Regions from separate parts of the Homo sapiens genome. Here region 1 is linked to region 2. Evidence: chromatin loops called from intact Hi-C (ENCODE). Cell type or tissue: GM12878. All regions are shown on one strand. Each heading gives the region's core, and the rest is flanking DNA. Links, peaks and the distances in the headings are about the cores only. Region 1 has its middle 92 kb from the start of SLC30A10. Region 2 overlaps RAB3GAP2 (RAB3 GTPase activating non-catalytic protein subunit 2).

Region 1 (16,148 bases), core at 3,123-11,122, 340 kb after region 2:
GAAGCTCTTTAGTTTAATTAGATCCCATTTGTCAATTTTGGCTTTTGTTGCCATTGCTTTTGGTGTTTTAGACATGAAGCCCTTGCCCATGCCTATGTCCTGAATGGTAATGCCTATGTCCTGAATGGTTTTCTTCTAGGGTTTTTATGGTTTTAGGTCTAACGTTTAAGTCTTTAACCCATCTTGAAATAATTTTTGTATAAGGTGTAAGGAAGGGATCCAGTTTCAGCTTTCTACATATGGCTAGCCAGTTTTCCCAGCACCATTTATTAAATAGGGAATCCTTTCCCCATTGCTTGTTTTTGTCAGGTTTGTCAAAAATCAGATAGTTGTAGATATGCGGCATTATTTCTGAGGGCTCTGTTCTGTTCCATTGATCTATATCTCTGTTTTGGTACCAGTATCGTGCTGTTTTGGTTACTGTAGCCTTGTAGTATAGTTTGAAGTCAGGTAGTGTGATGCCTCCAGCTTTGTTCTTTTGGCTTAGGATTGACTTGGTGATGCAGGCTCTTTTTTGGTTCCATATGAACTTTAAAGTAGTTTTTTCCAATTCTGTGAAGAAAGTCATTGGTAGCTTGATGGGGATGGCATTGAATCTATAAATTACCTTGGGCAGTATGGCCATTTTCATGATACTGATTCTTCCTACCCATGAGCATGGAATGTTCTTCCATTTGTTTGTATCCTCTTTTATTTCATTGAGCAGTGGTTTGTAGTTCTCCTTGAAGAGGTCCTTCACGTCCCTTGTAAGTTGGATTCCTAGGTATTTTATTCTCTTTGTAGCAATTGTGAATGGGAGTTCACTCATGATCTGCCTATCTGTTTGTCTATTATTGGTGTATAAGAATGCTTGTGATTTTTGTACATTGATTTTGTATCCTGAGACTTTGCTGAAGTTGCTTATCAGCTTAAGGAGATTTTGGGCTGAGACAATGGGGTTTTCTAGATATACAATCATGTCATCTACAAACAGGGACCATTTGACTTCCTCTTTTCCTAATTGAATACCCTTTATTTCCTTCTCCTGACTAATCGCCCTGGCCAGAACTTCCAACACTATGTTTGAACAGGAGTGGTGAGAGAGGGCATCCCTGTCTTGTGCCAGTTTTCAAAGGGAATGCTTCCAGTTTTTGCCCATTCAGTATGATATTGGCTGTGGGTTTGTCATAGATAGCTCTTACTATTTTGAGATACGTCCCATCACTACCTAATTTATTGAGAGTTTTTAGCATGAAGGGCTGCTGAATTTTGTTAAAGGCCTTTTCTGCATCTATTGAGATAATCATGTGGTTTTTGTCTTTGGTTCTGTTTATATGCTGGATTACATTTATTGATTTGTGTATATTGAACCAGCTTTGCATCCCAGGGATGAAGCCCACTTGATCATGGTGGATAAGCTTTTTGATGTGCTGCTGGATTCGGTTTACCAGTATTTTATTGAGGATTTTTGCATCAATGTTCATCAAGGATGTTGGTCTAAAATTCTCTTTTTTGGTTGTGTCTCTGCCCGGCTTTGGTATCAGGATGATGCTGGCCTCATAAAATGAGTTAGGGAGGATTCCCTCTTTTTCTATTGATTGGAATAGTTTCAGAAGGAATGGTACCAGTTCCTCTTTGTACCTCTGGTAGAATTCGGCTGTGAATCCATCTGGTCCTGGACTCTTTTTGGTTGGTAAGCTAATGATTATTGCCACAATTTCAGAGCCTGTTATTGGTCTATTCAGAGATTCAACTTCTTCCTGGTTTAGTCTTGGGAGGGTGTATGTGTCAAGGAATTTATCCATTTCTTCTAGATTTTCTAGTTTATTTGCATAGAGGTGTTTGTAATATTCTCTGATGGTAGTTTGTATTTCTGTGGGATCGGTGGTGATATCCCCTTTATCATTTTTTATTGTGTCAGTTTGATTCTTCTCTCTTTTTTTCTTTATTAGTCTGGCTAGCGGTCTATCAATTTTGTTGATCCTTTCAAAAAACCAGCTCCTGGAGTCATTAATTTTTTGAAGGGTTTTTTGTGTCTCTATTTCCTTCAGTTCTGCTCTGATTTTAGTTATTTCTTGCCTTCTGCTAGCTTTTGAATGTGTTTGCTCTTGCTTTTCCAGTTCTTTTAATTGTGATGTTAGGGTGTCAATTTTGGATCTTTCCTGGTTTCTCTTGTGGGCATTTAGTGCTATACATTTCCCTCTACACACTGCTTTGAATGTGTCCCAGAGATTCTGGTATGTTGTGTCTTTGTTCTCATTGGTTTCAAAGAACATCTTTATTTCTGCCTTCATTTCGTTATTTACCCGGTAGTCATTCAGGAGCAGGTTGTTCAGTTTCCATGTAGTTGAGCGGTTTTGAGTGAGTTTCTTAATCCTGAGTTCTAGTTTGATTGCACTGTGTTCTGAGAGATAGTTTGTTATAATTTCTGATCTTTTACATTTGATGAGGAGAGCTTTACTTCCAAGTATGTGGTCAATTTTGGAATAGGTGTGGTGTGGTGCTGAAAAAAATGTATATTCTGTTGATTTGGGGTGGAGAACTCTGTAGATGTCTATTCGGTCCACTTGGTGCAGAGCTGAGTTCAATTCCTGGGTATCCTTGTTAACTTTCTGTCTCGTTGATCTGTCTAATGTTGACAGTGGGGTGTCAAAGTCTCCCATTATTAAGGTGTGGGAGTCTAAGTCTCTTTGTAGGTCACTCAGGACTTGCTTTATGAATCTGGGTGCTCCTGTATTGGGTGCATATATATTTAGGATAGTTAGCTCTTCTTGTTGAATTGATCCCTTTACCATTATGTAATGGCCTTCTTTGTCTCTTTTGATCTTTGTTGGTTTAAAGTCTGTTTTATCAGAGACTAGGATTGCAACCCCTGCCTTTTTTTGTTTTTCATTTGCTTGGTAGATCTTCCTCCATCCTTTTATTTTGAGCCTATGTGTGTCTCTGCACGTGAGATGGGTTTCCTGAATACAGCACACTGATGGGTCTTGACTCTTTATCCAATTTGCCAGTCTGTGTCTTTTAATTGGAGCATTTAGTCCACTTACAATTTAAAGTTAATATTGTTATGTGTGAATTTGATCCTGTCATTATGATGTTAGTTGGTTATTTTGCTCGTTAGTTGATGCAGTTTCTTCCTAGCCTTGATGGTCTTTACAATTTGGCATGATTTTGCAGTGGCTGGTACCGGTTGTTCCTTTCCATGTTTAGTGCTTCCTTCAGGAGCTCTTTTAGGGCAGGCCTGGTGGTGACAAAATCTCTCAGCATCTGCTTATCTGTAAAGTATTTTATTTCCCCTTCACTTATGAAGCTTAGTTTGGCTGGATATGAAATTCTGAGTTGAAAATTCTTTTCTTTAAGAATGTTGAATATTGGCCCCCACTCTCTTCTGGGTTGTAGAGTTTCTGCCGAGAGATCCACTGTTAGTCTGATGGGCTTCCCTTTGTGGGTAACCCGACCTTTCTCTCTGGCTGCCCTTAACATTTTTTCCTTCATTTCAACTTTGGTGAATCTGACAATTATGTGTCTTGGAGTTGCTCTTCTTGAGGAATATCTTTGTGGCATTCTCTGTATTTCCTGAATTTGAATGTTGGCATGCCTTCCTAGATTGGGGAAGTTCTCCTGGATAATATCCTGAAGGGTGTTTTCCAACTTGATTCCATTCTCCCCGTCACTTTCAGGTACACCAATCAGATGTAGGTTTGGTCTTTTCACATAGTCCCATATTCCTTGGAGGCTTTGCTCGTTTCTTTTTATTCTTTTTTCTCTAAACTTCCCTTCTCGCTTCATTTCATTCATTTCATCTTCCATCACTGATACCCTTTCTTCCAGTTGATCGCATTGGCTCCTGAGGCTTCTGCATTCTTCATGTAGCTCTCGAGCCTTGGCTTTCAGCTCCATCAGCTCCTTTAAGCACTTCTCTGTATTGGTTATTCTAGTTATACATTCGTCTAAATTTTTTTCAAAGTTTTCAACTTCTTTGCCTTTGGTTTGAATTTCCTCCCGTAGCTCGGAGTGGTTTGATCATCTGAAGCCTTCTTCTCTCAGCTCATCAAAGTCATTCTCCATCTAGCTTTGTTCCGTTGCTGGTGAGGAGCTGCATTCCTTTGGAGGAGGAGAGGCGCTCTGCCTTTTAGAGTTTCCAGTTTTTCTGCTCTGTTTTTTCCCCATCTTTGTGATTTTATCTACTTTTGTTCTTTGATGATGGTGACGTACAGATGGGTTTTTGGTGTAGATGTCCTTTCTGTTTGTTAGTTTTCCTTCTAACAGACAGGACCCTCAGCTGCAGGTCTGTTGGAGTTTGCTAGAGGTCCACTCCAGACCGTGTGTGCCTGGGTACCAGCAGCGGTGGCTGCAGAACAGCGGGTTTTCGTGAACTGTGAATGCTGCTGTCTGATCATTCCTCTGGCAGTTTTGTCTCAGAGGAGTACCCGGCCGTGTGAGGTGTCAGTCTGCCCCTACTGCGGGGTGCCTCCCAGTTAGGCTGCTCAAGGGTCAGGGGTCAGGGACCCACTTGAGGAGGCAGTCTGCCCGTTCTCAGATCTCCAGCTGCGTGCTGGGAGAACCACTGCTCTCTTCAAAGCTGTCAGACAGGGACATTTAAGGCTGCAGAGGTTACTGCTGTCTTTTTGTTTGTCTGTGCCCTGCCCCCAGAGGTGTAGCCTAGAGATGCAGGCAGGCCTCCTTGAGCTGTGGTGGGCTCCACCCAGTTCGAGCTTCCCGCTGCTTTGTTTACCTAATCAATCCTGGGCAATGGCGGGCGCCCCTCCCTCAGCCTCGCTGCCGGCTTGCAGTTTGATCTCAGACTGCTGTGCTAGCAATCAGCGAGATTCCGTGGGCATAGAACCCTCCAAGCCAGGTGCGGGATATAATCTCGTGGTGCTCCATTTTTTAAGCCTGTCGGAAAAGCGCGGTATTAGGGTGGGAGTGACCCGATTTTCCAGGTGCCGTCTGTCACCCCTTTCTTTGACTAGGAAAGGGAACTCCCTGACCCCTTGCGCTACCCGAGCGAGGCAATGCCTCGCCCTGCTTCGTCTCGCGCACGGTGTGCTGCACCCACTGTCCTGCGCCCACTGTCTGGCACTCCCTAGTGAGATGAACCCGGTACCTCAGATGGAAATGCAGAAATCACCCGTCTTCTGTGTCGCTCAAGCTGGGAGCTGTAGACGGGAGCTGTTCCTATTCAGCCATCTTGGCGCCACCCCCCCAACATTTCTTATTTTTCAACAGAAAGATCTCAAATTCTGTAGACTGGGAAGTCTAGCATCCTTAGGAACATACCAAGAATTTGCATTCAGTAGTGCCGAAGGAACAGCAGCTCCGTGACAGTTCAACTCATAAGTGGCTCCTCTTTCCTTTCTCTTACTGTTAGGTTCCTATAATTCACTCTACGTCAATACATTATGGATTTAATGTCAATTAGAGAGCCTTCAAAGAGCAAAGTGACCTGAACACTTTGCAATGAGATGCACTTGAAAATACAAATGAAAAAATGACAAAATACACTGTTACATCAAAAATAAATGCTATGCACTAGATTTTTCCCCTCTCTACCTCCAACTTGTCCTTGTTCCTGTAAGAAGTCAAGATGTGGCTATGTTAAAAAATGGGTGGATGGGTGAACAGATATGGAGCCAACACTATCTCTTATACACAGAGGAAGCAGTGAAGGAACCTTTCACCTTGATTTTAAGCCTGACAAACAAAGGCCAATTTGGTTGTAAGGAAAAGATGAAGTCTTAGGAGAAAATGACCTTGCCTTTCATTTTCGACCTTATAATAACCATTCTGAAAAGTTGTAAAAGGGAATCCCATGTTGATTAAGATAGTGAATGGACCAAATGACTTCATTGGTTTAAGTGAGGTACACCCTGTCCTCACCTTAAATTCAGGGTGGGAAAGGCCGGACTGTCATCTTACTCTTTTCTAATCATCCATTTAGTGGATGTTATTGTTCGATGATTTGTTCGATGTTATTGCTGTTTACCATGGGGGCTGTAAAAGATGAAGCCATTTTAGTGTAGGTCACCAGAGCACACACTCTGGAGCCTACTGCTTAGATATGAATCTCAGCTCAAGTCCATGTATGAGCTGAGTGACTCTGGGCAAGTTACTCAACCTCAGTTTACTCCTCTATAATATGGGCATAATAACAATTCCTCCTTCATAGCTTTATTGTGAAGGTTAAATAGTTAACATTATGTAAAGTGATTAGAACAGTGCTTCATAATAATAATTATGTTGATATTAACTTATTAAAAATTAATATTACTTAAATTATTGTTATTATTGTTATGCATTTTATTACTTGTCTATAGACTCTGGAAACTCAAGGCCTTTCTGTCTTTTCACGCTTGAACAGGTCACTGTCTTCTACATCCTATCCTTTAGTTTTCTATCAAATTAACTTTTCCAATTAATGTCTTTCATCATTGTTTTTTTTCGGCTCACACTGTGGACTGACCTCACACTGAATAGACAATAACTCAAACACTCTTTGATTACCACTCAAGGCTCTCCATAGACTGGCCTCAACTGTATTCTCCAAACTTTTTAGTAGGGAAGATGAAGTCGCTTTGGTTTCTCAGTCCATTTTCAGAGACAGCAGCACCATCTACTGGACGATCTTTATTCTAAGTAACTGAGCATTCACATTCTCGACTGTTAGAACTTGAAAGAGCGAGAAAGCAGAGGTGGATGTTGGTGTTGTCTTTGGTTCATTTGTTCTAAGATCACATTCCAAGGCTGAATACATGAAAGACCATGAAAGAGTTAAGGGAATGCCAGGTACAGTATTTCATGTTGAAAGACTTTGAAATCATGATTTTAGAATGTAAAGGGAACTTAGAAGACAATGGTAAAGCAGCAACAGTTAGAGTAACGCTGTATGTTTATGTATCGCTGAAAAGTTTTTAAAGAACTCTCACATGATTTGACCCTCAAAGTAGCCCTGAAAAATAGACAACACAGATCTTATTATCTCCATTTTAAATGAAAGGAGAGTTAGGCAAAGGAAGGCTAAATTAGGTGCTTTAGGTTTCACACCAGGAATTGTGACTCAGTGTTGTGGACTTTCCATTACACTATACTTACCTGCTCCGGACTCTCATTCTATAGATGGGAAAACTGACTCCTGAAGAATCTAAGCAACATCTCTCAAATCCAATGGTAAGTTGTAGTAGTATCAGAACAAGAGTCTCCTGATTAACAATTGGCACTCATTGACAATTCTACTTCTTCACTTTCTTATAAAATTTGTATAAATTTAAAGGGTATAGGTGCAGTTTTTTTTTTTAACATGGATATATTACACAATGGTAAAGTCTCAGCTTTTAGTGTAACCATCACCCAAATAACCTACGTCATGCCCATCAAGTAATTAATTTCTCATTCCTCACCCCTCCCACCTCTCCACCCTTTTGAGTCTCCAGTGACTATTATTGCACACTCTACGTCCATGTGTACATGTTATTTAGCACCCACTTTTAAGTGAGAACATGCGGTATTTGGCTTTGTTTCTGAGATGTTTTTACTTACGGTAATGACCTCTAGGTCCATCCATGTTGCAGCAAAAGATGTGATTTCGTTCTCTTTTATGGCAGTGTATATTCTTTTGTGTATATATGCTACATTTTCTTTATCCAATCCTCTGTCGATGGACACTTAAGTTGAATTCATGTCTTTGCTATTATGCCCCACTTTGCCCTAACCCCAATAATGACAACACCATCAGTGAAAAATAGAGAGGTGATGATGAAACTCTCATTGGAATTATTGCTCTGAATTGTGAACATAGGCAGGTGAAGCATGAAAAGGTGAAGCATGAAAATAAATTGATTCTGATACCTGCCATTGGTACAGTCACTCCAGGGTAGAGCCTGGTCCTGAGATTGAAGAAAGAGGCTGGGTAAGATGGCTCATGCCTGTAATCCCAGCACTTCGGGAGGCTGAAGTGGGAGGACTACTTGAACCCAGGAGTTGGAGACCAGTTTGGGCAACATAGCGAGACCACATCTCTACAAAAAATAAAAAAATTAGCCAGGCAGGGTGGCGCATGTCTGTAGTCCCAGCTACTCGGGATTCTGAAGTGGAAGGATCACCTGAGTCCAAGAAGTTGAGGCCCCAGTGGGCTGTGATTGTGCCCCTGCACTCAGCCAGGGTATCAGAGCAAGACCCTGCTTCCTGAAACCACCCTCCCGACCACAGCCCCCCAAAAGAAGGAGGTGGTGAGAGGAAGGGACTGTACCTTGAACCTCAGATGGACTCTCCAGATTTTCCCAGGCTTGGCTCTGAGCCACATTCTCAGGACACCAGGTTAAGGAGGCCACTTGAGCAGGGCTACTCCACAGCTACCTTCTGACCTCTGGCTCTGGGCAGGTCCTTGCCTCTTTCTGCAGGAAATGGGGCAGGTCGCTATGGGGGCTGTGGGTTTTTACAACACATCCTTTGCCAGGTCTAAGACCTTTTCCTGAGCAGCTCTCACAGTTTGAGCTCTGGCACTAAACACACTGGTGGAGTGAGAATGTCTTATTTCCTGGTCTCAATTCCTACTTTTGGGAGTTTTAATGAAGATTTGATCATTCTCTAAGGGCTGAATCCTGGCACAAGAGTTTCCTGGAAATATAAAAATGTCACCTGGGCTTGCTTGCACTTAGGTAACCCTTGCTGGTACAACTTTGAAAGAAACCAGGAGACCCTTTTAGTTAAATATTTAAAACGATTTAATTGTCAAGCCTTCACAAACTCTATTGGTTCTTTTGCAGTTGATTAAATTTTCTAGGACCACACTTTCTAGAGCAATCATTGTTTCATAAAACCAATTTAAAAATGAGTGTTCAGCTAGATTCCAAATTTAGCACTATGTACATTCACCAAATTTCTGTCATTGCCAGGAATTACTGGACTCCTTTTTCTTGTTGGGTGGACAGCTGGAGTTTTCAAATTACACTGTATAGTTTGCTCTGCCTTTTTTTTTTTTAATCTAAGAAGAAAACTTTTTCTTTTTCTTGCTGCATAAACAGTAGTGGTTTCAAATGTCAAAATCTGAACTCTAGATCCTTGCATGAAGCTTACTTCCCATGCTACCTGTGTCCTGTGTCCTTCAAGATGGTGTGTTGAAGTGAAGCGAGGACACACAGTGGAGGAAGCTGTGGACATAAGGTTAAGATGTTACCCAAGATACAGGTCAAGCTGAAAGAGGATGGGGTAAGCGAGAAAAGATGGTTAGAAGGTAAATTTGTTGGTTGGGCGCTGTGGCTCACGCCTGTAATCCCAGCACTTTGGGATGCCAAGGCGGGCAGATCACGAGGCCAGGAGATCAAGACCATCCCGGCCAACAGGTGAAACCCCATCTCTACAAAAATACAAAAAAATTATCTGAGCATTGTGGCATGTGCCTGCAGTCCCAGCTACTTGGGAGGCTGAGGCAGGGGAATCGCTTGAACCTGGGAGGCAGAGGTTGCAGTGAGAAGAGATTGCGCCACTGCACTCCAGCCTGGCGACAGAGCAAGACTCCGTCTCAAGAAGAAAAAAAAAAAGAAGGTAAATTTCTAAATTTCTTTCCTCCTATTTGTCATATCTTCTCCTAGGACACCAAAAGGGCCTCAGGTAGAAAAAGTTCAGAGATTATAAACTGAGCACAATTGATGAGGTCAATTGACTATAGAAACAATGCAAAGCAGCATCATTCATCTGGGGTAATACCCGAGGTTCAGTGTCCCACGCCAAAGAAATCAAAGATACGGACACACGAGCAGTGAGGTTAAGAGCAGAGGTTTAATAGGTGAAAGAAAGAGAAGAGCTCTCTCCTGCAGAGAGAGGGGTCCCGAGCAGGTTTTCTGGTCCATTGTGAAATACATCAGGTTTTATAGATGAGCTTGAGGAGGTGGTATTGGATTTACATAGGGCACAAAAGATTGGTTGGACCAGGTGTGTCATTTGCATAGGGTGCGAAAAACTGGTTAGGGCTAGATGTGCCATTTGCATAGGGCATGAAAAAGCTGGCCACCCCACCCTAATCTTTTATTATGCAGATGGGTTCTCTATCTGGCTGATGCCATGTTGCCTGTTTCCTTACTGTACACGTGGTGACAAAGAAAAGGGAAGATAGAGCCTCCATGTGGAACATGCCTGGCTCTCAGGTAGCCCTTTCCTATTGGCACAGCTGCCAGCATTCACCTGTGCAAGCTTCTAGCTTGCTTGTATCTATGTCTGCAGCTCGATTTTTCAGGCAGTTGTTAGAAAAGAAACGAGTTTGAGGCTGTTTTTCATTAAAAGGGAAATTCTGCTGAGGACTCTCTTACCCATACTATCTGCCTAAATAACTTCTTTCTATCTCTTGTAGCAAATGGATTTTTCAGATGGAGCTCTTTTCCTCTTTGGAGGGAGGGCTTAGCCTGGGGAGGACAGCTAGGTGCCAAAGAGAAAAGAAGCACATTTAACGGAGGCACATTTGACATCCAAGAAACACTGAAATATGGTTTAAATCTTTATAAAAATTTCTATAAAATGTGCAAAGGAATGATTACATTGTTTGACACAGCAAAACATTGTAATATTCTTAATCAGTGGCTCAGCTATCACAAATCTCATCTTCAAGGCAGTTTCTAAGTTGACCAGGTAATTTGTAGTCCAAATGGGGACACTTTTGGGTGCAAAGAGCATGCGATTTATAATTTCACTGGGCACAGGCATACACCAGGCCTGTCCTTGCACACTCCTTTTTCATCTAGTTCTCTCAATTCTGGCATGCACTGCATCACCTATGTTCATGTTTTTCTCCCAACTAACTCATCTGTGGGATTTATTCTGTTTTCCCAGAGGATCTAGAATGTAAATTACTGCTTTGGTCCTTACTGAGATCAGCACAACAAAAACCCAGTGGGTGTTCAAGCCTCATCTCTCACCACCATGCCTCTCTCGCTTATGGTTTAAAAGGAAGTTTCTTGGTCTAGAGCCAGTGCCACCCCAGGAGCAATGAGCACGCTGAACACTCAGATCTTGCTTTTTCTAAAGATTGTTTTTCAGTGAAAGGGGCCAGGGCTTTTTGGAGACATGGCTGATTCTAGGGCAAGAGTGCGAAAAATACAAGATGAGCCTGGAGAGTCTTGTAGTGTCAGGAAATAAGGAAGTGCTCAGAAAGTAAAAGCATGTAGGCATGCATGGGACAGACATACTAACCTGAAAGAGCTCCTGGGGGCCAAAACTGGAAGAATTTAAACAGTAATTTTTTTTTAAATGTAGCATTGAATTATAACACAAGTATAAAATAAATGTACATAAGCCTATGTTGCTATACATAAATAATTGAATAATCAAATTAATGAAGGATGAGCAATAAATTTTCATTACAGAAGAATTTCAGATAGTATGTGTGTATAATCTACCCTCTCCTCACTCTCCAAAAGTGTGAACTGGACATAGTGACTGATTTCCAGTGAGTAGATATAGAAAGGGGAAAATAGTAACTTTACAGTGGAGAAAACTGGCAAACACTACTTTAACCAAAATGATCAAGTTTAACATCACCAGTAATAAGTCATGTTGCTACCACACTACTTCCTGTTTTGCTATGATGACGAGAGGACCTCATCTCTGTGGTATTCTTTTCCAGATCCCATAATCCATGTTGAATCATGATGAAAACATATGATGAACCTGTATTGAGGTATATTCTAAAAATTACCTGACCAGTACTTCTCAGAACTTTTGAGGTCATGAAATACAAGGCAAGACTGAACAACTGTGAGAGTAGAGTAGACTAAGATGACACGAGGACAAAATGCAACATGGCATACTGCCTTGGATCCTGGAGCAGAGAAAGGGCCTTAGTGGAAAAAGTGGTAAACCTTAATAAAGTCTGGAGTGTAGTTAATAGTAATGTACCACTGCTGGTTACTTAGTTTTGAGAACAGTGCCATGGTAATGTAAAATGGTTATAGTGGGAGAAGTTGGGTAAGGGGTATATGTGAGCTCTCTACCATCTTTGTAACTTTTCTATAAATATAAAATTATTCCAAAATAAAAAGTTCATTTTTTTTGAAAAAAAGAACATAGTTTCCAGCTTCATCCATGTCCCTGCAAAGGACATGAACCCGTCTTTTTTTATGGCTGCATAGTATTCCATGTTGTATACGTGCCACATTTTCTTTATCCAGTCTATCATGGATAGGCATTTGGGTTGGTTCCAAGTCTTTGTTATTGTGAACAGTGCTGCAGTAAACATACGTGTGCATGTGTCTTTATAGTAGAATGATTTATAATCCTTTGGGTATATACCCAGTAATCTGATTGCTGGGTCAAAAGGTATTTCTGGTTTAGATCCTTGAGGAATCGCCACACTGTCTTCCACAATGGTTGAACTAATTTACACTCCCACCAACAGTGTAAAAGCATTCCTATTTCTCCACATCCTCTCCAGCATCTGTTGTTTCCTGACCTTTTAATGATCGCCATTCTAACTGGCATGTGATGGTATCTCACTGTGGTTTTGAATTGCATTTCTCTAATGACCAGTGATGATGAGCTTTTTTTCATATGTTTGTTGGCCGCATAAATGTCTTCTTTTGAGAAATGTCTGTTCATATCCTTCACCCACTTTTTTATGGGGTTGTTTGTTTTTTTCTTGTAAATTCAATTAAGTTCCTTGTAGATTCTGAATATTAGCCCATTGTCAAATGGATAGATCGCAAAAATTTTCTCTCCCATTCTGTAGGTTGTCTGTTCACTCTGATGATAGTTACTTTTGCTGTGCAGAAGCTCTTTAGTTTAATTAGATCCCATTTGTCAATTTTTGCTTTTGTTGCCATTGCTTTTGGTGTTTTAGTCATGAAGTCTTTGCCCATGCCTATGTCCTGAATGGTATTGCCCAGGTTTTCTTCTAGGGTTTTTATGGTTTTAGGCCTATCTGGGGTTGGGGGTAGGGGAGGGATAGCATTAGGAGAAATACCTAATGTAGATGACGGGTTGATGGGTGCAGCAAACCACCATGGCATGTGTGCAGCTATGTAACAAACCTGCACGTTCTGCACATGTATCCCAGAGCTTAAAGTATAATAATAATAACAATAATAATAATAATAATAAACAGGACATAGCAACTAGCTTAAAGAGGTTTTATTTACCAAATCTGGACCAATTTTAGCATAAAATTGGGATTATAAACCAATAAATTCAGTTAAGGTTTATGAGTTTGTACTAAGGTAAATGAATGAATGGGTGAATAAATAAATAAATTGGAGGGACAAAAATGTTTCTCCTTACATTGTATTGCCAATTCATAAATGTAGAAGGGACAGTGAATTTAGAAAATTATCAATGGATGCCAAAACTAGTGATTGAAAGTTTGATGATTGAACAGTTACTTGCATAACCTTAAGGTATTTACCTGCAAAGGAAGTACGGGGGAGAAAGCAGGAACGTACTTATGGTTGAAGAACATTGTCAGATGTTCATAAAGAATCACCATTAATATGACGAAAAATAGACAAACTAGCGTTGTGTGCTTCTGGAAAGGAAGCACTGAGGGCACCACATCTCTTTCATGGTTTTTCTGCCCTCCAGAAGGCATTACCTGAATCCTAATCATGGAGAAATATCAGAAAAATTCAGACTGGGAAGCCTTCTCCAAAATAACTGGTTTATATTTTTTTAAATAAATATTCAGGCTAAGAAACAAAAAAATTGGCTAAGGAATCATTTCAGATTAAACGGGAACAAAGAGCCATAACAGATAAATACACGATGTGATATAGAACTGGATCTTGCACTGGGGTAGGTGGGAGCTATTAAAGGACATTATTGGGACAATCAATTACATATGACTATCAACTGGGGATTAGATAATAGTATCCTATCAGTGCTAATTTTCTTGATTTTGATAATTGTGCTGAGATTATGTAAGGCCACGTGTTTTTATAAAATACACACACAAGTATTTTATTTAAAAAAGAGATACTTCTTGCTGCTTTGTGGAGAAAGGACTGCAGAGGAGATAAGAAGGAAGCAGGAAGCCATTAGGAGGCTATTTAATACTACGAGCAAGAGACAAATGAGGCCTGGTGTGGTGGCTTATGCCTGTAATCCCAGCGCTTTGGGAGGCTGGGGCAGAAAGATCCATTGAGGCCAGGAGTTCAAGACCAGCCCAGGCAATATTGTGAGACCTAGTCTCTACACACAAAAAATAAAAATATTAGCTGGGCATGGTGGCACGCCCCGTAGTCCTAGCTACTCAGGAAGATTGCTTGAGCCTGGAAGTTTGAGGTTGCAGTGAACTATGATTGCACCACTGCACTCCAGCCGTGGTGACAGAGTGAGACCCTGCTCCTAAAAAATAAAAAAAAAAATTAAAAAGATGATGCTTTTTTGTAGTTGGTGGTACTTGTAGAAATGGTGAGAAAAGGCTGGTTCTATTTGGAAAGTAAAACCAAAAGGGTTTGCTGATGGATGGGCTGTGGATGACTGGGAAAAAGAGACAAGGATTTCAGCCTGAGCAACTGGGAGAATGGAGGCGGGAAGGGGCTGTCACTTAACTGAAAGGGGAAGATCCTGAGAGGAGCATATTTTGGGGGTGGGGGAAGATCAGGATTTCAGTTATTACACATTGTAACTCATTGCTTTCTCTCAAGTGTAGCTCTGATAATCCCATTTCCCTGGCTGATAATTTCATTTCTTCAGTAGTTGAGATGTTACCACCAAAGGACTTGGCATTCGAGGTCTTTCTCAGCTTGGTCCCATAACACTTTATAAAGGCAGTATTTGCTCCCCTCCTCAGTGTTCCTTTTGTTTCAGTCTAATTGAAAGACTTGTGATTGTTAACTTTTTTCCTGTTGGTGTTTCCCAAAATAGGGTCTGTATATAGTTGTTGATCTGAATAATTGCTACAAATTGTACTGGCAGAAATATTTTTCTTTTGATAGTTACACACTGATCTTAATGTATATTAGAAAATGACAACACTAGTTCATCAAACCTGTGATAACATTAGTATTATCATTAGTACAAATCTTGAGTATTATCATTAGTATTATCATTAGTACAAATCTTGGTAAAATAGTGGATCGGTTTAAAGTCAATAGAAAGAAAAATATTGTATAAGATATTACAAAATAATAATATGAAGGTGGAACATGAAAACCTGGAGCTGGATAAATACTGTACTGTTAGGGGATAATTTTTTAAAATATGTTTCATTTTATAAAATTTAAATATACCAAAAATAGAGAGAATAAACCTGTCATTCAGCTTAGAGTTGCCTCATGTCTAGGTTGAAGGTCCCTCTGGCTCACCAGTCTATTCCAGCTTAGTCAACCAGGAGAACCCACAGGAATTCAGTGCCCCTAAGCCCCTGTTTAAAAATGAAGGGCTTTTGAATAGCCAAGGCAATTCTAAGCAAAAAGAACAAAGCTGGAGGCATCACGTCACCTGACTTCAGACTACATACTACAGGGCTACAGTAACCAAAACAGCATGGTACTGGTACAAAAACAGACACATAGACCAATGGAACAGAATAGAGAGCCCAGAAATAAGGCTGCACATCTAGGACCATCTGATCTTCAACAAGGCTGACAAAAATAAACAATAAGGAGAGGACTCCTACTCAATAAATAGTACTGGGATAACTGACTAGCCATATGTGGAAGATTGAAACTGGACCCCTTCCTCATACATACCACATGCAAAAATCAATGCAAGGTGGATTAAAGACTTCAGTGTAAGACCTCAAACTATAAAAACCCTGGAAGACAATCTAGGCAATACAATCCTGGACACAGGAATGGGCAAAGGTTTCATGACAAAGATGCCAAAAGCAATCACAACAAAAGCGAAAATTGACAAATGGGATCTAATTAAACTAAAGAGCTTCTGCACAGCAAAAGAAACTATCAATTAGCAGAATAAACAGCCTACAGAATGGGATAAAATATTTGCAACTACGCGTCTGACAAAGGTCTAATATCCAGCATCTATAAGGAACTTAAAGAAATTTACAAGAAAAAACAAATAACCCCATTAAAAAGTGGGCAAAAGACATGAAAAGACACTTTTCTAAAGAAGACCTACATGTGGTCAACAAACATATGAAAAACAATATCACTGATCATTAGAGAAATTCAAGTGGCAAAACCACAATGAGATAACATCGCACACCAGTCAGAATATCTATTATT
Region 2 (11,705 bases), core at 3,706-11,705:
TTTGACACCCTTTTAAATTTTTTTCTGATTATACAGTAATACATGTTTATTAAAATTCTAGCATTTGCCAAGGCATAGTGGCTTGCACCTGTAACCTTAACACTTTGGGAAGCTGAGGTGCGAGGATCACTTGAGCCCAGGAGTTCGAGAGCAGCCTGGGCAACATAGTGGGACCCTGCCTCTACAAAAAAAAAAATTTTTAATTAGCTGGATGTGGTGGTGCACACTTGTGGTCCCGGCTACTCAGGTGGCTGAGGCAGGAGGATTGCTTGAGCCCAAGAAGTCAAGGCTGCAGTGAACCATGATTGTGCCAAGGCACTCTAGCCTGGGTAACAAAGTGAGACCCTGTCTCAAAAAAAAAAAAAAAATGCTAACATTCTAGAAGATAATAAAGTACCCTCAAGAAATATCCTAAAATGGTACTTTTAATACCATTTCTTTTAGTACCTACCTCTAGTACCATGTTTGGTTTGGTACCAAACATGCAGTGTTTCAAAATTATAGTTTACTTTATTTAAATAACTTCCTACTCATGAAACGTGATTTGTAAGTAAAGTTTTAAGCAGAATACATGATAGGTATTATATTAATTAAAAAGTCGACTTTTGCTTACAGCCTTGAATTTCAGTTCAGATAATGTGGGTGATAGATGTGGAATGTTGTTTTGTTTTGTTTTCTGTTTTAAAGGACTTGGCTCTGTTACTAAGGCTTGATGAAAAAGAACTGCTTAAGCTCCAGGCATTACTAGAGAAATATAAGCAAGAGAACACCAGGACAAATGTTCGATTTTCTGATGATAAAGATGGTGTGTTGCCTGTAAAAACATTCTTGGAATATTTAGAATATGAAAAGGATGTGCTCAACATAAAGAAAATAAGTGAAGAGGAATATGTGGCTTTAGGTAGGTAAAATAATACACTGGTCTTTGTATGCCTCTTCTTTTAGAAGAAAACATGGTAGGAACATATAGCATCTCAGAGATTCCATTTGTTTTGAAATTTAAATAATGAAAGGATTTAATGTACTGTATTTTTTGGCCAACAAAAGATACTCTGGTCAACAGGTTGTATTAATGAGTATACTAAAGAGACAATATTGGATCATGATTTGCTTTCTGCTTTAATAAATCAAGCAAATTGAACAATTAATTTCTCTTCCTTCATAATGTTTTGTTTCTCTGGAATTCCAGATTGTGATTCAATAAGATTGTTAGTCCAAATGGTAAGTAGTCATTGATTAATGTGCTTTGTTTTTCTTCTACCAGGTAGTTTCTTTTTTTGGAAGTGTTTGCATGGAGAAAGCTCCACTGAGGATATGTGTCACACTTTGGAGTCGGCTGGTCTTAGCCCTCAGCTGTTGTTGGTAAGGTTTTTTTGGTTGCTGGATGCTGTTCTTCCTTGTGAATGTCACCCAGAAGTGTCAGTCTTCTTTTTTTTTTTAACTATTGTCTTTTAGGATATCACAGAATGTCCATGAAAACTTTCTAAAAATGATCAAAGAAAATTTTAATCACCATATTTAATAGAAGTAATATTATTTATTTTTCTTATACCCTGTAATTTTTTTTTTCTTTTACTTTGAGAGAGAGAGAGAGTCTTGCTCTGTCACCCAGGCTGGAGTATAGTGGTGTGATCATCGCTCACTGTGGCCCCAACCTCCTGGGCTCAAGCCATCCTCCCATCTCAGCCTCCTGAGTAGCTGAGACTACTGGGCAATTTTTTTTTTTACTTTTGTGGAGATGGGGGTCTCGCTATGTTGCCCAGCTTGTCTCAAACTCCTGGCCTGAAGCAATCCTCCCCGCATGACCGCTCAAAGCTTTTGGATTACAGACAAGAACCACCATGCCTGGCCAATTTTCTGTAAATGTTAACAAGCATATCGTATAGTTGGCCTAAAATAAGTTTAGAATCTGTGTGCACCCATCTATATGCGTGCATTTACAGTGGAATTGGATCATCAGTAAAAAACTGTCATGTTACAATGAAAAATATCTTAAAAACAAAATAAGCTTCCCATAAAGCAATGTGGAATTGTTACCAAACATTTTCAGACTTTGAATATATATTATAATGTAATCTCTAATATAACAAATATAAAACAAAAGAATCATCCAAGGAGGAAATACAACACTAAATTTTTACCCTTTCTGAAAAAAACAAGGAAAGTTACCCCATCTTCCTTGTTCTTCTTTGTTATTACCTATCCCCTACACATGCATGCATACACAGTTGTCCCTCAGCACCCATGGAAGATTGGTTCCAGGAACCTCCCCCTCCATTACCAAAACCATGGATACAGAAGGTCCTGATAAAAAATGGTGTAATAAAAAATTAGCCAGGCATGGTGGCATGTCCCTGTATTCCCAGCTACTCAAGAGGCTGAGGCATGAGGATCCCTTGAATCAGGGAGATCAAGGATGTGCTGATTGCACCTCTGCACTCCAGCCTAGGTGATAGAGTGAGACCCTGTCTCTAAAAAGCAAAAAAGTTAAAATGGTGTGGTATTTGCATGTAACCTATGCACATCTCCTGTATACCTTAAATCATATCTAGGTTACTTATAATACTTTCTGCAATGTAAATGTGTAAATTGTTAAAACTGTACCGTTGAGGGAATAATGACAAGAAAAAAGCCTGTACATGTTCAGTATAGATGGAACCGTCCATCTTTTTTTTTCTGAATATTTTTGACTCACAGTTGATTAAATCCACAGATGTGGAATGCATGGATACAGAGGGCCAACTGCATACTCTTTCACACACCCCCATTTACATGTTATATTTTGGCCAGGATTTGGGCATCCTACCTCTGTGAGCTTGTTGATGGTTTAATGTGTTGTTTTTATTATGTATGTGTCTGGTTTTGGTATCTGGGTAATGTTGGCCTCATAGAATGAGTTTGGAAGTATTCCCTCCTCTCCAATGTTGTGAAATAGTTTGAGTATAATTGATATTAGTTCTTCTTTGAATGTTTGAAAGAATTCAGCAGGAAATTCATCAGATCTGGGCTTTTCTGTGATGGGAGACTTTTTATGACTGCTTCCATCTCGTTACCCATTACTGGTTTGTTGAGGTTTTCTGTTTCTCTACTGCTGTTGGCATAAAGCTGTTCATAATAGTCTCTAATGATCCTTTGTATTTCTATGGTATCAATTGTAATGTTTTCTTTTTTGTCTCTGATTTTATTTATTTGAGTCTTTTCTCTTTGCTTCTTAGTCTAACTAAAGGTTTGTTGATTTTGTTTATCTTTTTTAATAAAAACAACTTTTTTTGTTGATCTTGTGTAATTTTTTTATTCTCAATTTCATTTATTTCTGCTTGATCTTTATTACTTCTTTTACTAATTTTTAGGTTGGTTCTTGCTTTTCTAGTTTCTTGAGGTGCATTGTTAGATTGTTTATTTGGAGTCTTTTTATTGAGGTGTTTATTACTATAGACTTCCCTCTTTTCTTTTTTTTTGAGACGTAGTCTCACTCTGTCACCAGGCTGGAGTGCAGTGGTGCGATCTCGGCTCACTGCAACTTCCGCCTCCTGGGTTCAAGCGATTCTCCTGCCTCAGCCTCCTGAGTAGCTGGGACTACAGGCATGCGCCACCACACCCAGCTAATTTTTGTATTTTTAGTAGAGACGGGGTTTCACAATGTTGGCCAGGATGGTCTCGATCTCTTGACCTCGTGATCTGCCTGTCTCGGCCTCCCAAAGTGCTGGGATTACAGGCGTGAGCCACCGCACCCGGCCGACTTCCCTCTTAGCACTCCTTTTGCTGCATCCCATTGTTCTAGTATGTTGTATTTCCATTTTTATTTTTTCAAGAAATTTTTAAATTTTATTTTTAGTTGCTTCCTTGCCTCATTGGTTGTTCAGTAGCATGTCGTTTAATATCTGTATTTGTGCAGTTTCCAAAGTTCCTCTTGTTACTGATCTCTACTTTTATTCTGTTGTCAGATAAATACTTCACATGATTTTGACTTTTTAAAATTTGTTGAGAATTGTTTTGTGGCTAACATATGGTCTGTCCTGGAGAATGTTTTATGTGCTGATGAAAAGAATGTGTATTCTGCAGCAGCAAGTGAAATGTTCTATAAATGTCTATTAGGTCCATATGGTCTAGTATGTAGTTTAACTCTGATCTTTCTTTATTGATGTTCTACCTGGAAGATCTGTCCATTCCTGAAAGTGAGGTTGAAGACCTCTGTTATTACTGTATTGAAGTCTGTCTCTCCCTTTAGATCTATTAATATTTGCTTTATATATTTGAGTGCTCCATTGTTGGGTGCATATATACTTACTATTGTTAGATCCTCTTGCTGAATTGACTCTTTTTTCATTGTATAATTACCATCTTTGTCTTCTTTTTTTTTTTTTTTTTTTTTTTGAGACAGTCTCACTGTCGCCCAGGCGGGAGTGCAGTGTCATGATCTCGGCTCACTGCAACCTCTACCTCCCAGGTTCAAGTTATTCTCCTGCCTCAGCCTCCCCTTTGTCTCTTTTTATAATTTTCAACTTAAAGTCTATTCTGTCTGATATAGGTACAGCTTCTCCTGCTCTTTTTTGGTTTTCATTTTTATGGAATATCTTTTTCCATTCCCTCACTTTCAGTCTATGTTAGCCTTTATAGGTGAAGTGAGTTTCTTGTATGCAGTATACACTTTTATGTTGTTGAGTCACTCTATGTCTTTTTTTTATTATTATTATTCCTGGGCCTAAGCTATTATCTCCTCTCAGCCTTCCAGTCAGCCAGGACTATAGGTGCATATCACTGTGCCCAGCTCACTCTGTGTCTTTTAATTGGAGAATTTAGCCCACTTACATTCAGTGTTATTATTGATTGGTAAGGTCCTACTACTGCCATTTTGTTACTTGTTTATTAGTTGCTGTGTAACTCCTCTCTTTTTTCTGTCTTTTTTTTTATAGTTAAGTGATTTTCTCTTGTAGTATGTTTCAATTCGCTACTTTTGATTTTTGTGTATCTATTGTAGGCTTTGCACTGTGATTACCATGAGGCTTACAAAAAAAATCTAGTTACAACAAGTATTTAAAACTGATACCAGCTTAACTTTGATCACAAAACAGCAAAACCAACAAACCATAAAAAGAAAACCTATACGCATTAACTCTCTTCTCCCCCCATTTTAGCATTTTTGATGTCATCATTTTATGTTATTGTCTCTTAACAAATTGTCAGTTTTTTGATAGTTTTTTCTTTTAGTCTTCTTACTAAAGATATATGTGGTTTAAGCACCGTGATTAGAATATTAGTATGACAATCACATTAGCATCATTTTCTTTCAGTTTGGAGAACTCCCTTTAGTGTCTAAGAAATCACACATTTCTTATAGGATAGGTCTGATAGCAGTAAATTCCCTCAGCTTTCGTTTGTCTCGGGAAATCTTTTATTTCCCTTTTTCATTTCTAAGGAATAACTTTGCCACGTACAGTATTTTTAGGTGGCAGTTTTTTTCCTTTAACACTCTGAACATACTGCCCCACTCCCTCTTGGCCTGTAAGGTTTCTGCTGAGAAATCTGCTACCAAGCATATTGGATCTATCTTATATGTTATTTGCTTCTATTCTCCTGCTGTTTTCTAAATTCTCTCTTTGTCTTTGACCCTTATGAGTTTGTAAATTGGAGTATTCTTGTCTGAGTTAACTCGGATTGGTGACCCTTGACCTTCCTGTACCTGTATATTCTGGTTTGGAAAGTTTTCTGTTATTACTTATTTGAGTAAACGTTCTACTCCTTTGTCTTTCTCAGTTCTCTCTTTAACTCCAGTAACCCCAATATTTGCTCTTTTGATGTTGTTTTATAGATCCTATAGACCTTGTTCATTCCTTTTCATTCATTTCATTTCTTTCTTCTCCTCTGACTATGTATTTTTAAATAGTCTATCAACGAATTCACTGATTCTTTCTTCTGTTTGATCAATTCTGCTATTGATGCTCTATATTGCATTTTTAATTTTATTTATTTTTCAGCTCCGAGGTTTCTATTTGATTTTTTTCATTAGTATTTCAACCTTTTAAAAATTTCTCTGATAAATTTTTGAATAGATTGTGTGGGTTTTCTTAAAGTTTGTTGAGCTTCCATTTTGAATTCTTTGTCTGAGAGATCACACATCTCCCTCACTTTAGATTCTGTCTCTGGTGCCTTTCTTTGTCCATTTGGTGAGGTCGTGTTTCCCTGAATGTTCTCGATGCTTGTGGTAGTACGATGGTATTGTGCATTGATATATTAGGTATGTACTTTAGTCTTCACAGTCTGGCTTTGTTTGTACTTGACCTTCCTCAGAGGGCCTTCCAGGGATTCTAAGCTGACTGACTTTCATGTTCCCTGAGCTTGTGACCACTGCAACACTTGACATCACTCTAAGCCCAGGCTTGCTGCAGGTCTCTCAAGAGCTCTGAAGTTTATGTGGCTTTCTATCCTTCATGGACTGGGGGAAGACCCAAGGAGGGTACTGAGGCTATTTGGGAATACTGGCCAGGGACCTGGGTCCAGAAGTCTGTCCTGGTGGCCCCGACAGGTATGCATCCCAGCAGGTGTCTGCACAGGTGGATGGGTCCCCAGCTGCAGTTAGAGGGGGTAGAAGTGAGACTGGACCTCTTTAGGATCTGTGTGAAAAGGAGGCTGGGGGGCCTGTTTTGTTGGCTCAGATGGTTATGTGTCGCCCAGCAGGTTCCTGCACAAGTGAGGTAATTCCTCAACTGCAACAGGAGGGGCTTGAGCTGAGACTGGGCCCTCTTGGGATCAGCTGTGGGAATGGAGGCTGGTGTGTCTCATGTTGGCTCAGAGAGGCATGTGTCTTCAGCAAGTTCCTGCACAGATAGGATAGTTCTCCAGCTGCAGTGAGGGGGCCCTGAGGGGGATCTGCTGTGAGATAGAGGTTGGTGAGCCTGTCAGGGAGGCTCTGAGTCCTGGGCTGAGAGATATGGGTGAGTCTGCCTCTGGGTCCTTATGCAAGCAACTCTGAGCTGGGACCTCAGCTAAGGAAGGTGAGAGCAGCACCACAAGGCTACTTTCCAGCCCACTGCTGAGACCAGTGCTAGCGGGCAGACTAGCCTTTCTGCCAAAACACTAGTGTGTACAGTTCTTTCTGGACCCCATGGCAAATGGTTTTGGTGGCAGGATCATGGGCAAACAGGGAAGTAGCCAAGCCCCTTGTGGGGACTGGGCTGTTTCTGGGCTTCAATCTGGAAGTCAGTTCAGGGGGACAGATCAACCACCTTATTGTGAGAGAATATAAGTAGGTTGCCTTCTATTCCGCCATCTTGGTGACCTCAAGGTTTCTGTTACTCAAAATCTATTATTTAGACATCATCTGGTTATATGTCAATATATAACATATTTATATGTGAGATAACAGTTAATATTTTAATATGTGAATTCATAATATAAATATATTATGAATAATGTAATGTGGCATTCTTTGTTGTGACTGTTAGAATATCTTATTTTGTATTTACTAGTTATGGAGGTAGTTACCTTTATACACTAGACTCTTCTCCTGTTATATGTGTCCATATATGTGTTTCTATGTGGTAACTTAATTTATCTCTGTATTCACTTCTTTATTTTTCTTCTTTCATCTTAATGTTTCCTGCAATTTAAAATATCTATATTGCTTATAAGTGATTCTACAATTATATGATTATGTTCTGATAGTTTCTTTGGCATCCTCTATTTTATACTGATCTCCTATATACAAACAAAAGCTTGACTGTTTGGAAGTTTTAATGTTTATAGAAAACAGGAAAAACACACTCTAGGTTATAAACAGAGACTACCTGTAGGGTGGGAAATAGAAGGAGGTAACCTAGGGAGAAATAAGAAGCAAAGTTAAGCAGAGCAGGTTTTTTGTTTGTTTCAGAATTTTATTACAAGTGATGGTGGGTAGAGGAGAGGTTGGTTGGAGAGAAAAGTGGAATTCATAGTGTGAAGAGAGGTCCAAGGCATGGCATTTAATTTTTTTGGCTGCCTTAATATAAAATAAACTTCTGGCTGCCAATTTTGATGAGCATTTTGAAACTTTGTTGTTGATGGGGAAATGAACCAAGCTTTAAGAGACATTAAATCTATAGGTATGTTTAGAAATCTGGTATTCCGGCCGGGCGCAGTGGCTCACGCCTGTAATCCCAGCACTTTGGGAGGCCAAGGCGGGCGAATCACGAGGTCAGGAGTTCGAGACCAGCCTGGCCAACATAGTGAAACCCGTCTCTACCTAAAAATACAAAAATTAGCCGGGCATGGTGGCTCGCGCCTGTAGTCCAAGCTACTTGAGAGGCTGAGGCACTTTGAACCTGGGAGGCGGAGGCTGTCGTGAGCCAAGATCGCGCCACTGCACTCCAACCTAAATAACAGAGTGAGACTCTGTCTCAAAAAAAAAAGAAAAGAAAAGAAAAGAAATCTGATGCACTTTAATAACAGGCCCAGGTCAGACATTTTGTATGTAAAATTTATCAAAGTGAATCTAGTGGCAATTTAACAGTGAGCCTAAAATATAAGATAAATTCTGCTCTCCCCCAACATTTCTTTTTGATTTGCTTCCCAGTATACATGCACATAAAACAGCGAGACAGAGTTATTTTTGATTGAGTATAGAATGTCTTTGTTAACTGTATAGGCAACCAATTTTTTCAGCCTACCTAGTGGTGAAAAGCATCAGGTTATGGAGGTTAAGGGGAAGTCTAGAAGAGAGGAAATTCCCCTGATAAATAAACTAAGGTCATTCTGAATTTTGTTGGTTAAACAGGATATTGGGTTGCAAGTGGAAGGAACATGGTGTAATTATGATCCCATTGTTGTGACAGTGACTCCCCCTTATCCTCCCTCAAAAGTACGATATATGTATCTATACATATAAAGCTGTTAATGGCTTGGAGCATAGTAACCTTTATGTAGCCATTAGCATTTATTGTTGTTAACATTGTCATTATTTATGAGCATGGAAGATATATTTGTTTTTTAAAAAAGGTTTCTAATGGGTACAAAAAATAGAATAAGACCTTCTATTTGATAGCACAACAGGGTGACTATAGTCAATAATAACTGTGCATCTTAAAATAGCTTAAAGAATGTAATTGGATTGTTTGCAACTCAATGGGTAAATGCTTGATGGGATGGACACTCCATTCTTCATGATGTGCTTATTTCATGTTGCATGCCTGTATCAAAACATATCAAGTACCACATACAAATATACACCTACCTACTATGTACCCACAAAAAGTTTTTTAAAGGGTGTCTATATGGGATGAGGTAAAAAGGGAGCTGGTATGAGGAGGCCCTTGGAAGGGAAATTAGACCAAAAAAGGAAAAAAAATAGAAGGCATTAAAGAGTGTGCGTGTATGTGTGTGTGTGTATATATGTGTGGTTTCGTAAGTGTAAAAATTAAGTGCATATATAAATTTATATGTACATGTATATATCCTCATACACATGTGAACATTTTTAAAGGGGGAGAAGAGAAAATACGCATGTTATTAATAGAATCAGGCAGGTTTATTTTCAAATTTTAGTTCTTTTTTTTAAATTTATTTGAGATCTGATAAACATGGATCCAATTTTAGTTCTTTTCTTTTCTTTTTTTTTTTTTTTTTTTGAGACAGAGTCTCGCTCTGTAGCCCAGGCCAGAGTTCAGTGGCATGATCTCAGCTCACTGCAACCTCCGCCTCCTGGGTTCAAGTGATTCTCCTGCCTCAGCCTCCCAAGTAGCTGGGACTATAGGCACCTGCCACCCCGCCCAGCTAATTTTTTGTATTTTTAGTAGAGATGGGGTTTCACCACGTTAGCCAGGATGGTCTCAATCTCCTGACCTCGTGATCCGCCCGCCTCGGCCTCCCAAAGTGCTGGGATTACAGGTGTGTCAATTTTAGTTCTAACTCATTAACTGTAGTGCTGGACATGTTAGCTTTCCCGTATGAGCTTATTTCATCATTTCTGAAATCTGGATCATCATCCCTGCCACAGAAGTTATTAGGATAAAAGGAGGTGATGTGCATGTCACGTACTTATCACAGCTCCTGGCCCTAAGTCGTCCTCATAAATTCACTTCTTTCATGTGCTTCTTCTCCTTCAACTCTTTACCCTCCTTAATTTTTGAAAACTATTTGAAATAATTCATTTAAACTAACAGTCAGTCTTTTAACTTAGAGCTATTTTTCACATAAAAGTATTGCAGTATTATAATTAATCAAGGCCTTTCAGAGATACCAGTACTTACAGATGTAACACCATTTCATTAAACTTCATTATCCCAGAATTATCTGTGAACCAATTTTATAAATCTTAAAAAAATTTCAGCTTCAAGTAGGTATGCTGGTTTACAGCCATTTTAAAAGTCACTTATGTTGACTTAAGTTTTTTGGTTTAAAGTCTGTTTTTTCATAACTTATTAGTGATTTAAAAATTGGAGTTTGATACTTTTATGTACTTGCTCCTCACTGCCACGTCTGCAATACCTTTGTACAGCCAAGGCAAGGCTAAGATCCACAGCTACAGATCCTACCTCTCTCTCCAGTCAAAACCTACAGCCAAGTGGCACCTCGTTCATCAACAGCAGATCTATGCTCACGTAGTAGTAACTCCTGTCTGGTAATATGCTCCTTAATAGAGATTTGGATTGGAAGGCAATGCTTAACCCAAAGAAGGTTTGGAAACAGTGAAGTTTAAATATACAACAGGTTATAGAGAATCTCCTAGGTAGACAAGGTACCTCATATTCCCTCTCAGATTACATGATACAGCAAGCAACCACTAATTTTTTCACCTCAAGAAGCTGCATCATCCATATGCATGCATCTGCTGTCTAGGAAAGTGTAAGATTTTGTCTATGCTAAATTTTTTTTTAGACTGAAAAAGATTTAAATTTGATTTCAGTCTCTGCTCCTGAGTGTTTGGCTTTCAAAGGAAAAGGATATTTTGGATAAACCACAGTCAATCTGCTGTCTTCATACCATGCTGTCCCTCCTGAGCAAGATGAAAGGTAAACAAAGTTTGTTGCTCTCGTCAACAAAGTTTCGTGTTTGAAATGTCACAAAAAGATGGGAGAGTGGATAGGATCCCTTAACAAAAGGAGTCTGTAGTGTACAAAACATTTCACCGTAGAGATTCTTTTATGTATTAATAGAATACTCTTAATGCATTTGACTTATGCTTTAATTTATGAAATTTTATATTTTGTATCATCATAAAAAAATAACATGATTTGAACAATACATCTTAACTCAGTAAGGCAAATGGAATGGTCTTCGGGGAAGGCAATGTTTTTCTTGTTATTTTTTGTATGATTATCAGAATATTAATCTGTTAAAATATTCAACAGTTTTCAGTAATGATGAAATATTCCAAATAAGGATTTATATTGATTCAGAACAAAGATGACTAAAAGATCATAAATAAATGGAATATAAATGTTCTGAATAAAATAGATTGTTAGACTTCCACTTCATTGAGAAATACAAAAACACATCAGTAGGTAACTTAGTTTTAACATTATGTTTAACATAAATGGTTAGTCCAAAAAATTGACAGGGTAAGAGTTTATTTTTCTGTTTTCTCCTATCCCTATAGTGGCCATCGATGAGACCTGGGATTCTCAGTCTGTGTCCCCATGGTGGCAGCAGATGCGCACAGCCTGTATTCAGTCTGAGAACAATGGAGCCGCTCTGTTGTCTGCGCATGTTGGGCATTCTGTTGCTGCACAGAT

The links. A loop is a pair of places that touch in the nucleus more often than their neighbours do. Peaks named below come from ENCODE experiments on the same cell type or tissue, not always from the same donor. Only the 100,000 strongest peaks of a DNase experiment are listed, where the experiment ranks them.
Region 1: a loop joins it to region 2, with 3 times the contacts of the local background. A loop is called at or near these places in 2 of 110 quality-filtered maps.

What each region holds. Positions count from the first base shown.
Region 1 is chr1:219,828,367-219,844,514 of GRCh38, reverse strand. It overlaps a transcript of LOC105372926 not described here. Among named protein-coding and RNA genes, the nearest start is that of SLC30A10, 92 kb to the left of the region's middle. RefSeq lists enhancers at 4,737-5,480, 10,576-11,521 and a silencer at 8,902-9,102. In GM12878, for the core only: a CTCF peak has its summit at 6,585 (motif pointing left); a DNase peak (open chromatin) is centred at 6,586.
Region 2 is chr1:220,171,914-220,183,618 of GRCh38, reverse strand. RAB3GAP2 (RAB3 GTPase activating non-catalytic protein subunit 2) reads left to right here. Exons shown (of 35, transcript NM_012414.4): 20 at 688-901; 21 at 1,265-1,362; 22 at 10,877-10,982; 23 at 11,570-11,705. Among named protein-coding and RNA genes, the nearest start is that of MIR664A, 23 kb to the left of the region's middle. In GM12878, for the core only: no CTCF peak of the experiment used is centred there; no DNase peak of the experiment used is centred there.